Regions from separate parts of the Homo sapiens genome. Here region 1 is linked to region 2. The links are chromatin contacts, found by Hi-C or POLR2A ChIA-PET in ENCODE. All regions are on one chromosome and are shown on one strand. Each heading gives the region's core, a stretch centred on a gene start or an enhancer-like site at or near the end of the contact. The rest is flanking DNA. Distances are from core to core; before and after follow the strand shown.

Region 1 (2,960 bases), core at 1-2,500, 490 kb before region 2:
TAGAACCCTACTGACATTCCCTCTGCCCACAGGTTAAGATTCAAACTCCTGAATAGGATTGACAAAACCTTCCGTGATCTGGTTCCTGCCTGCTGCTCCAGTTCCAGCTCCTACCACTTTCCCCTCCTTTAGACCAAATTCTTGGAGAAACAAACACATCCCCAACAAACCAGAATGGCTTATGTACTCCCTCCAGCTGCTCCTGTCTGAGCTCTTCTCATTGGCTGGAATGCAGTTCTTCTCTTTGCCCATTTGGCAAATGCCTATTCATCTTTCCACAGAGATCAGCCTCTCTAGGAACTTTCCAGAGCCATCCCTGACCTCTGTGGTCTGTGCAGCCCACCAAGCCCCCACCCCTGTGTAGAGGGAGTCACTTCTGCTGTATTACCAGTGCCCCTGTGGTGTAGTTTCCACCTGGGGTTCTAAATGCAAACTCCTGCATGATACTATTTGTGTGTTGTTCATAATGTAGACTTACAGCCTAGCACAGTGCCTGGCCCATAGTAGGTGGTCAGTGTCAATAGGTTGAGTAGAATGTGATGATGGGAAAATGCAGAGAAGGGGAAAGCTTCAGGAGAAGTGGAATGGGTGGAATCAATAGGTCTTGGTGATTGATCGGGTACGGAGGCTTAGGGAGCCAAGGCACACCCTGAGGTGAGCTAAAGACCTCAGGAGGAGGAGTTTTGGTAGAGGGGAAAGGTGAATGTCATTTTAAACTTACTTCTTTTTTTTTAATTTTTATGTTTTGTTAAGGTAAGATTTACATACAGTTAAATGCATAGATATTAATTACACAGCTGGACAAATAAAACATGCTGAATTGAAGATGGCCACATTTGGGTGAAGGTATTGTGAAGATGGCCAGCAGTGTGTATGAAAGCACAGAGTCTGGTGCTAGAGACCGAGCTCTGGGGTCCTTGTGGGAAGTGACACCAGGTGCAGATAAGGTGACCCCTTGCGGTGAGAAGCTCCAAATATCCCAGTATCCCGAGGTGGCTCCAGATACTGGGATATCTGGAGCTCTCTCACTAATCACTAGGATGTTTTCATCTTCGTTTGGCTGTTTTCTGCTTTTGTTTTGGCTGGGCTGGGCTTCCCTCTTGTTGTTTGGGCTATTAAAGGATCAGAAACTATGCTGGCGAGTAGAAGGGATATGGAATGGGATGGCCACAGTTAATTGGGAACATGTGTAGAGGACCCACTCTTTGATCTGCATAACCACGCTTATGAGAGCAGTTTCTTCATCCACTCGCAGGGGGTCAGTCCATCACTTCCTGAGTGAGTGACAAAGCTCCTATCCCTGGTGACTAGGGCCACCACACACAACAGATGAGGAAAGAAATTCTAAGATAAACAAAAATGACTCATAGCATAATATGAAAACTGAAACGTGCATTAACCAAGCTATCTCTGCATCCTGAAGCAGCAGAGTCATTTGCTAATGAACTCATTAGGAAAATAAATGTTCTCAGTTGGAGGTTAGCATTCATTTACCCCAAAGTATACTGCATTTAATTAAAGGTACAGGAAAAATTTTCCTGGCCAGAGGAGTTACGGTGATGTGACAGGAAGATCCTTGTCTGAAAGTCTAGACATCTTTGGTTCTTTGTCCAATTCTCTCTGCTGTGTGACCTAGGGCAAGTCATCTGGCCTCTCTGAGCCTCAGATCCTTCTTTTGTAACCTGCTGAAGATGTCGATGTCAACCCTGAATCCTGTATTTACTCAACTTCTCAACAAATATTCTTGGCTGGGAGTGATGGCTCACGCCTGTAATCTCAGCACTTTGGGAGGCTGAGGCAGGTAATTGCTTGAGGCCAGGGGTTTGAGACCAGCCTAGGAAATATAGTGAAACCCCATCTTTACCAAAAAAAAAAAAAAAAAAAAGAAGAAGAAGAAAGAAAGAATCAGCCAAGCATAGTGGTGCATGCCTGTGGTCCCAGCTACTCAAGAGGTTGAAGTGAGAGGATCACTTAAGCCCAGGAAGTTGAGGCTGCAATGAGCCATGATGGCACCAATGCATTCCAGCCTGGGCAACAGAGTAATACCCTATCTCAAAAAACAAACAAACAAAGAACAACAACAACAAAAACCCAAATATTCTTCAAGCTTCTACTCTGTTCTGGGCACTGAGCTGGTTAAATATCCCTGCATGAACACTTTTTTGCTGTGGTCCCTGGCCAAACAGCTGTTACTCCCAATTCAATGCATGGCTCTGTTCTTTATGCCAAACTTGGAAAAGTGGGCTGGGTACCACTCTGGTTCTTTAGAGGAATTTTGTTGTGGTTCAGGCGACTGTACATCATAGTGCGAATCTGTTGCCAATAGTGGAAGGAATGCTGGGATTGGAGTTGAATAGACCTGAATTTGGGTCTCAACCCTGCCACTTACTAGTTTGTGACCTGGACTAATTTACTGAGGTTCTTTGAGCCTCACTTTTCTCATCTGTTAAATGGGGATAATAATACCGGCTCCAGTTGTTTTGAGAAATAAGATGATGTGTGTGGAGGTGCTTGGTGTTTTTCTTCCCTATTGTCTGAGAAAGCAGCAGGTGCCCCTACATCTTTCTTCACGTCAAATGTTCCAAATACCCAAGCCATTCACCCAAGCCACGACTCGGTTTATAAACGGTTCCTGGGACTTGGGAGACTAAAGTGGCCCCACTTCGGCATTCCCTCAGTGCTTTCCTCTCGTTGCATTTCAGAAAGATTTGAAATCAGACCCATTTCCTGGCCACTTTCTACAAACTGGGAATGGAGTTTCTAGCAACGTTTTCCCTCTGGAAATACACTATGGGTGTACCAGGGAGGTAATTTTAATTATATTTTGTTGAGAATGCTTCCAGAAAAGTATAGAATATAGTCCATGACAACTGAAAGGATCTAGAAATTCTGTCATGAGGGCCAACTGCCTTTACAATGAGGACTCTGAGGTTGGAGTGGGGCATTGACTAGCTCCAGGG
Region 2 (6,739 bases), core at 1,417-3,916:
TGCTTGGGTTTTCCTCTCAGTGGCTATGTTAGAAAATGTGCTATGTTCCAGAGGTAAAAAAAAGAAAAATAATAATGAATAAAAAATAAGAAAATTGGCCGGGCATGGTGGGTCACACCTGTGATCCCAGCACTTTGGGAGGCCGAGGTGGGTGGATCACCTGAGGTCAGGAGTTCAAGACCAGCCTGGCCAACATGATGAAACCCCATCTTTACAAAAATACGAAAATTAGCCGGACATGACGGCAGGCGCCTGTAATCCCAGCTACTTCGGAAGCTGAGGCGGGAGAATTGCTTGAACCCAGGATGTGGAGGTTGCAGTGAGCCGAGATCACGCCATTGCACTCCAGCCTGGCGGGTGTGATTGGCTGGGGTTGGGCCACAGGCTGTGTCGTGAGTCGTTATTGAAGGTTTGGGGCGGGCCTGTGCTGTAGAAAGTGCTCTGGCTTTGGGCATGAGGTGATGAAGATGGTGTCTATGAGGGAAGCTCTCCAGGCCTGAGGTTCCAACCCCGGTCTTGCTCCAGGCCCTGCTGGCAAACGATCAGCGACATTGTGCTGCGGCTGTTCCCTCCCACTGGAAATGCTCATAATTCTTGTCCTGGCCACCTCGCATGAATGTCAGGGAGGAAGGAGGAGAAAGGAGATGGAACCTCTTCACTGTCTGGTGTTTCTGGTAACGGGGCCTGAGGTTGGCTGGTTGCCAGTGCCAGGTCGTCAGGTGGTTTTTGTTTTGGCCATCAAGTTGTTGAGGTGCATTCAGGGGCTGCTTCTGGCCAAATCCAGGAAGAGGTTGTGAGATGTGTCCTGTGGAGAGTTAATCAGTGGCATGAGCGTAGACGTTCCAACACCTGCAAAGGAGATCTGTGGAATATCCCTCCTGACTACAGGGTTCTCTTGGGGGCCCTCAAAAAGCATCCCACCTGCCTGAAGCACAGCCAGCACCGTGCCGTTTCTGGAAGTGTTAAATCGATGCAGGGTTTCGACACCCCTCCTAGAGCACTGGACTAGACATTGGGAACACTGGAATACGTGTGGGGCCTTTCCTGTCTGAAGTCACTTCTGTAGTTTAGGAATTTAAAATTAATTTACTTTTGCTTAGTTTGCTCATAAAACTATTGCATTTGGGATTTTACAGTTGGAAAGCATGGTATATTCAAGCCAGCATTACCAGTTCACTTTGGAATGTTTTTAAAAATCTATATTCAATCTTCTACTTACACAAGTTCTAATGGAAAATTCTAAAACAAATTCGAAGCTTTTTTTCCCTCTGAAATGTTTTTAACTTTTGTTAACAGCTACAGGCTGTGAATCTTAAGGAATATGGTGTCAGATTTTCCAGGTTTCAAGGCACAGGAATTAGCAGAGAAACCACCCTCATTGCAGTGATAGAGCAGAACAGTAGGTTTTCAGATCTTGGTTCCCTTGTCAACATGGAAGAGACAGAGAAGACACCTCCTCCACAAAAGAGGTTTTTAAAAACTGTGTACTCAATATATATTTTGAGGAATATTTTCTGATTTAATTTTCCCAACTGTCACTATTAGCAGCTTTTTGCCACTTCGGAGTGGGGAGTTGATTGACATGGCACAGTGTAGAAAGTGCCGCAGAAGGGGGCTGAGGAAGCATTAGGAGTTCAGGGGAGAAAAAAATCATCCGGCATCAGGTGGCTGCCTAGAGGAGGGGGCGTTTTAGCTGAGCTTTGGAGGGCGAGTAGGGTCTGGCAGGTGGTAATCTGGTGGTAATGGGGCTGTGGGAGGAAGGGCACCCTCGTGGGAAGCGCAGAGAGTGTTGGTAGTTCAGTTTGATGCTCAGGGTAACCGAAGGGTTGACTTGCTGCCCACACTTAGCAGTTAATACATTTCCTGGCTCTGTCCCTCACGTGTCAGACTCCTAAGCATTCTCTACAGCCCAGCTCAGAAGCTGTCTCCTCTGGGAAGCCTTCCCAGACTTGTCTGGGCAGTTTGGCAGTACTCCCTGTGCTGTGCTGCCACTGTCTACCTCCCTCCCAGACAGGCCGAGAGTTCTCTGCTCGCTGCAAGGTGTACACAGTACGTGTCTTCTGAATATCTGAACCCCAGAGCAGACCTAAAGGTGTAGAAAATGCCCCGGCTTTGGGCACCAGGGAAGACGGTGTCTAGAGGTGTGCTGGGTGCACCTGCGAAGCCGACGTCACTCATGCTTCTGCTATTTCAGTCTTGACTGTTAGCGTGTGTGGGTCAACAGCGGCATTCTTTGTGGTTTTGCTTTGGCTGTGTGGAAGGCTCTCTTTGCTGTTTGGACCATCTTGGTCTCCTTGGCAACCGTGAGCGTCACCTTCATCCTGAATGCCTGTGCTGGGCGTTCATCTTAACTTTTCTGGGATTTCCCTCTCATTTATTCTGCATTAGCAGCTCCCATTCATAGCCACATGAGGGGCATCCTGTGGGCCTAAACGCTTGGCTTTCGGCAGCGTTTATTCTTCCTTCCTGGTAAAATATCAAGCTGCGAGATTCAGTTTCACTTAGAAGGAGAAAAATAATTCTTCCCATTTCTTCGTGAAATCATTGTTCTTGGTCCAACTGTCCTAGTGTTTTCAGTGGATACTGAAGCTAACCTCTGCCACATGCACAGAACGGTGTTTCCACCTGCATCTTTCCCAGGACTGTAATGTTTCTCCCACCTGCGGAGAAAATGACCTTTTTGTTGGAGCAGGCACAGTGGTTGAGATGGCCCTGGCAGGTTGTTAAGTCTTTTCAGGAGGCCCTTACTTTGCCTCAGGTGTTGAGTGGGCCTTTTCTGGGACCTCTGAGGCTCTGTCTTCACAGGGCTTATACCCTGAGAGTCAGCCTTTCGCCCAGGACCCCGTCCCCCTTCACTGGTTACAGACCCCTTGGGTGCTCCTGGCTCCCATCTGTTCTTCCCAATCAAGAGGCTTGGCTTCTCCTGATGAGAAGATGCTTGAAGGTGCAGCTTGCTTTTTGTGGCTATTATTTAAAATGGCAATCTACTTCATTCCTCATCTTGGATAGTTGGTGAATTGTCTCAGAGGAAAGAGTGGCTATAGATATATGGATATAGATACAGATACATGGTTTTTTGTTTGTTTGTTTCTTGTTTTTTTTTATTTTTATATTTTTTTAGACCGTCTTGCTCTGTTGCCGAGGCTGGAGGGCAGTGGCGCAATCTCGGCTCACTGCAATCTCTGCGTCCCGGGTTCAAGCAATTCTCCTGCCTCAGCCTCCCAAGTAGCTGGGATTACAGGCACATGCCACTGTGCCTGGCTAGTTTTTGTATTTTTAGTAGAGATGGGGCTTTGCCATGTTGGCCAGGCTGGTCTTGAACTCCTGACCTCAGGTGACCCGCTCGCCTTGGCCTCCCAAAGTGCTGGGATTACAGGCGTGAACCACCATGCCCAGCCCTGTGTGTGTGTGTGTGTGTGTGTGTGTGTGTGTGTGTGTGTGTGTGTGTATTTTTTAAGTAGGTCTGTCATGTTCACAGCTGAAATACCTAGTTAAATAGATGCCTCTGACTATATGGTCTCTGTGAGAACCTTTACAGAATATTTAGAAAATGCTGGGGAAACTTGCTCTTGCCCTAATCACTCTAATAAAGAAAATTCTGTCATTTTAGTGTAATATATTTCCTTTGAGGTTTTGTTTTCTTTTTTCAACATCCATTTCCTACTGTACATACAATTATGTATCTTTTTACACCTTTGAGCACTCTTTGCTGCCTTCCTAAATGGGATGAGTGGCCATAGCGTCCTGAACCGTTCCCCAGCGTTAATTTGCAGCAAGACTGTTAGAGTGCTGTTCTCTAATCTCACACCTCTTTCATGCTTCCTTTTGTAGTTTTGGGGAGGATTTGGGCCTTTAATAGTCTGTGGTTGACAGATTGCATAGTAGATGGTTGACTCAGAGTTGGGGTCTACATACTTGTTCTCAGAGCGGGGCTAAGGATGTCATTTAAGGTACTTGAGCTGAGTACCTTGTTGCCAAACCAAGGGTGGAGGTCCCAAAAGAAAGCACAGGCTCAGTTCAGGGTCTCCAAGACATTGAGCCCGTGGCGAACGTGGTTGAGTGGATGCACCATTTCTAAGTCCCAGATAGAGACTGGCTGAAAAGGAATGAGGCGGCCTGTCCCCCTAACAGTTTAATGGCCTCAACTGGACAAAACAGAAAATGAGCTTCATCTACAAGCCCCAGGAGCCATACAGGGTCATGTGGGGCGTGAGGGGCCACCGTAGGTGGAGAAGGGAGGCGCTCAGACCCCTTTCCTTGGGTCCTTCCCAGCCTAGTCCCTTCCCGTCCTGGTCCCTACCTGCTTCATGGGCTCCAGACACCTGCCTGCCACTCATTCTGTCCTGCCTCTCATTCTGTCCTGCCTCTCAGGAGGGCAGAAGCCCCAGCAAGGTGAAACCTGCCTGGGAGGGGTGAGGGGTGAGGGGTGAGGGAGTTGGAGGAGAGGAGGAGAGCACTTAGGCTGGAGGGGACCGTAGGGTGCCTGTGGCCTCCTGGAGCCAGCAGTGACAAGTGCTTAGCGTCACAGCATTGGCCTGGACGCTGGTCTTGTTTGCAGTGGCCCCACCACCCAGCATGGGCGTCACTCCCTAACCAGGCGCCGCTACGATCTGATGTCGTCCTCCCCTGTCAGAGCTTCATTGCCTATGAAGCCTGGAGTGGGACACCTGTATCCTGTGTTTTGGGGATGGTCCCGATTTCTCAACAAGTACATTGATGTTTGTCCCCAGCAGGTTCTAATAGAATCAGCTTTCTCTTTGGTTCTGTTCTTAGAACTCTACGCCTGTGACCTTGGAAAGCCACCGCTACAGGCCTTGAGATGCAGCATGCTCTGGGCCACCTTCAGTTTGCTTCCTGTGATCTGGGTTGGGAGCTGGGAATGGAGGCTTGTTGACACCGTGTGCAGACACAACTGCTGCCCCTGCCACCTTCCTGCCGGGGTGACAAATGCTTCCTGAGGGGGTCCTGGCCCACCCCAACCCTCCCCCTTGGGGTGACTGATAAGAGCCTAGATTTTAGATTTGAGGCCAGGGTGTTGTCAGGTGGGTGGGCCCTCTCCCCTTGTGAGATTACAAAGCGCTTTTCAGCCTTGCTCTCCCCCAACCCCTAGGGACACCAGTGGCCCCTGCAGTATCCAAAACACAAATGCACCTGCCTCTGACCCTTTGTTCATTGACTTCTTTTGGTTTGTTTAAAGCATTTAATTGGCCGAGGAGTCATTCCAGGATGCAGTTGAAAAGCAAGTCATTTATGAAAAGCAAAATCTTATTTTAGGATCCGAAAGCAAACCTAAAGGAGAAGTGGGGAGGAGTGCAATCTACCCTGGATTGCAATGCCACACCCCTACCATGTGCTCTGCGGAAGGGGGTTCCCTTGGAGGGCCATGTGCCAAGCCTGACCCTCTTCTTCCCTGTCCATCAGACCACAAGGACCGGTGACAAGACAGAGGCCTCAGCGAGGCTGGTGTGTGTCCCTTGTCCCTCAAGCTTGCCTTGGCACTTGTTTCTGCCATTGCAAAGACTAGAGTGGCACAAGGAGGGCTCACTGGCAAATGTGGGGGCCTGTCCAGAGCACCACTGGGCTTGCACTCTCCAGCCTGGTGTGGTCCTGCCTCACAGGTGGCTGGCTGGGGTGTGACCAGGTGCCCTGGCAGGACAGCATCAGCTGCAGCCTCCAAGTGAGTGGCTTTCTGTTCTGATGCCACGTGGGAGGGTCCCCTCGTCAGCAGCCTCCTCACGTCCCTGCCAGACTGAGGGCCAGCCCAGAGGCCCCTCACCCCACCACATTCCCCGCGGGGGAGGGCAAAGGCCTGGTGTTGGGGCCCAGTAGCCACCAGTCGCATGTGGCCTTCAGGGCCTGGAGATACCGCAGTGTGACTGTGGAAATGAATTTTTTATTTTAGTTCATTTAAATTTAAAAACTGGTACTCAGTTCAGTTGTAGGAAAACTTTTAAATGTGTTTGGAACAACCTGGGAATACAAGTCTATTTTTTCTTTCTTAAAAATTTTTTTTTATTATTTTTTCTTAATCTCGCATATTATACCTCCAACAAATGAACTTTTTCAACTCTAGATTTTGTGAAATCTGGAAACAGTCAAGTATTTCCAGTGAAAATTTAGCATCTGAATTGGGATGTGCTGTAAGTGTAACATACACACTGATTTCAAAGTGTATGGAAAAAGAATGCAAAGGCCGGGCAAGGTGACTCACACCTGTGATCCTAGCACTTTGGAAGGCCGAGGTGGGGGTATTGCCTGAGTCCAGGAGTTCAAGACTAGCCTGGGCAACATGGTGAAACCCCCTCTCTCCAAAAAAAAAAAGTAAAATAATACATTTTTATGTCAATTATGGGTTGAAATGATTATATTTTGGTTATATTGGCTTAATTAAAGTTGAATATTTTCACCTGTTTCTTTTTACTTTTTTAAAGATGGCTAATAGAAAATTTGAAATTAATGTGTCTCAATTATGTATATTGCTGGACAGCCCTGGCATCTGAGCCAGTTTTTGCTGGAAATGTGATTGATGGTTCTTTAAGGGGACCAGTTAATGGCTCGAGAGTAGCTTTGGCCATAGGATTACATCTTAGGAGAACCATGGTGTTTTGAAAGGAACAACTCAGAAAGATATTGTCTGTTCCTAAAACATGATTTCTTTTTTTTTTTTTTTCCTGAGATGGAGTCTCGCTCTGTCACCCAGGCTTGAGTGCAGTGGCCCAATCTCGGCTCACTGTAACCT

Evidence for each region. A loop is a pair of places that touch in the nucleus more often than their neighbours do. ChIA-PET counts read pairs that join two places held with the same protein, here RNA polymerase II (POLR2A). Pooled maps may share reads with other maps.
Region 1: a pooled map shows a loop between it and region 2 (3-fold over the local background). The contact joins two enhancer-like sites. A Hi-C loop is called at or near these places in 2 of 50 pooled maps. POLR2A ChIA-PET finds 5 or more read pairs at or near these places in 3 of 52 experiments (CD4-positive, alpha-beta T cell, Caco-2 and GM10248).

The regions. Positions count from the first base shown.
Region 1 is chr14:91,857,078-91,860,037 of GRCh38, reverse strand. All of the region lies in intron 1 of TC2N (tandem C2 domains, nuclear), which reads left to right. Among named protein-coding and RNA genes, the nearest start is that of TC2N, 9.0 kb to the left of the region's middle. Within about 2 kb of position 1,250, at least 2 of the 41 ENCODE cell types and tissues checked have a DNase peak (open chromatin) inside an H3K27ac peak, as active enhancers do.
Region 2 is chr14:91,362,863-91,369,601 of GRCh38, reverse strand. All of the region lies in intron 3 of CCDC88C (coiled-coil domain containing 88C), which reads left to right. It overlaps LOC107984673 (a long non-coding RNA gene), which reads right to left and starts at 63. Exons shown (of 2, transcript XR_001750858.2): 1 at 1-63. RefSeq lists enhancers at 2,047-2,126, 3,864-3,953, 4,313-4,562, 5,223-5,442 and a silencer at 5,053-5,102. Within about 2 kb of position 2,666, at least 5 of the 41 ENCODE cell types and tissues checked have a DNase peak (open chromatin) inside an H3K27ac peak, as active enhancers do.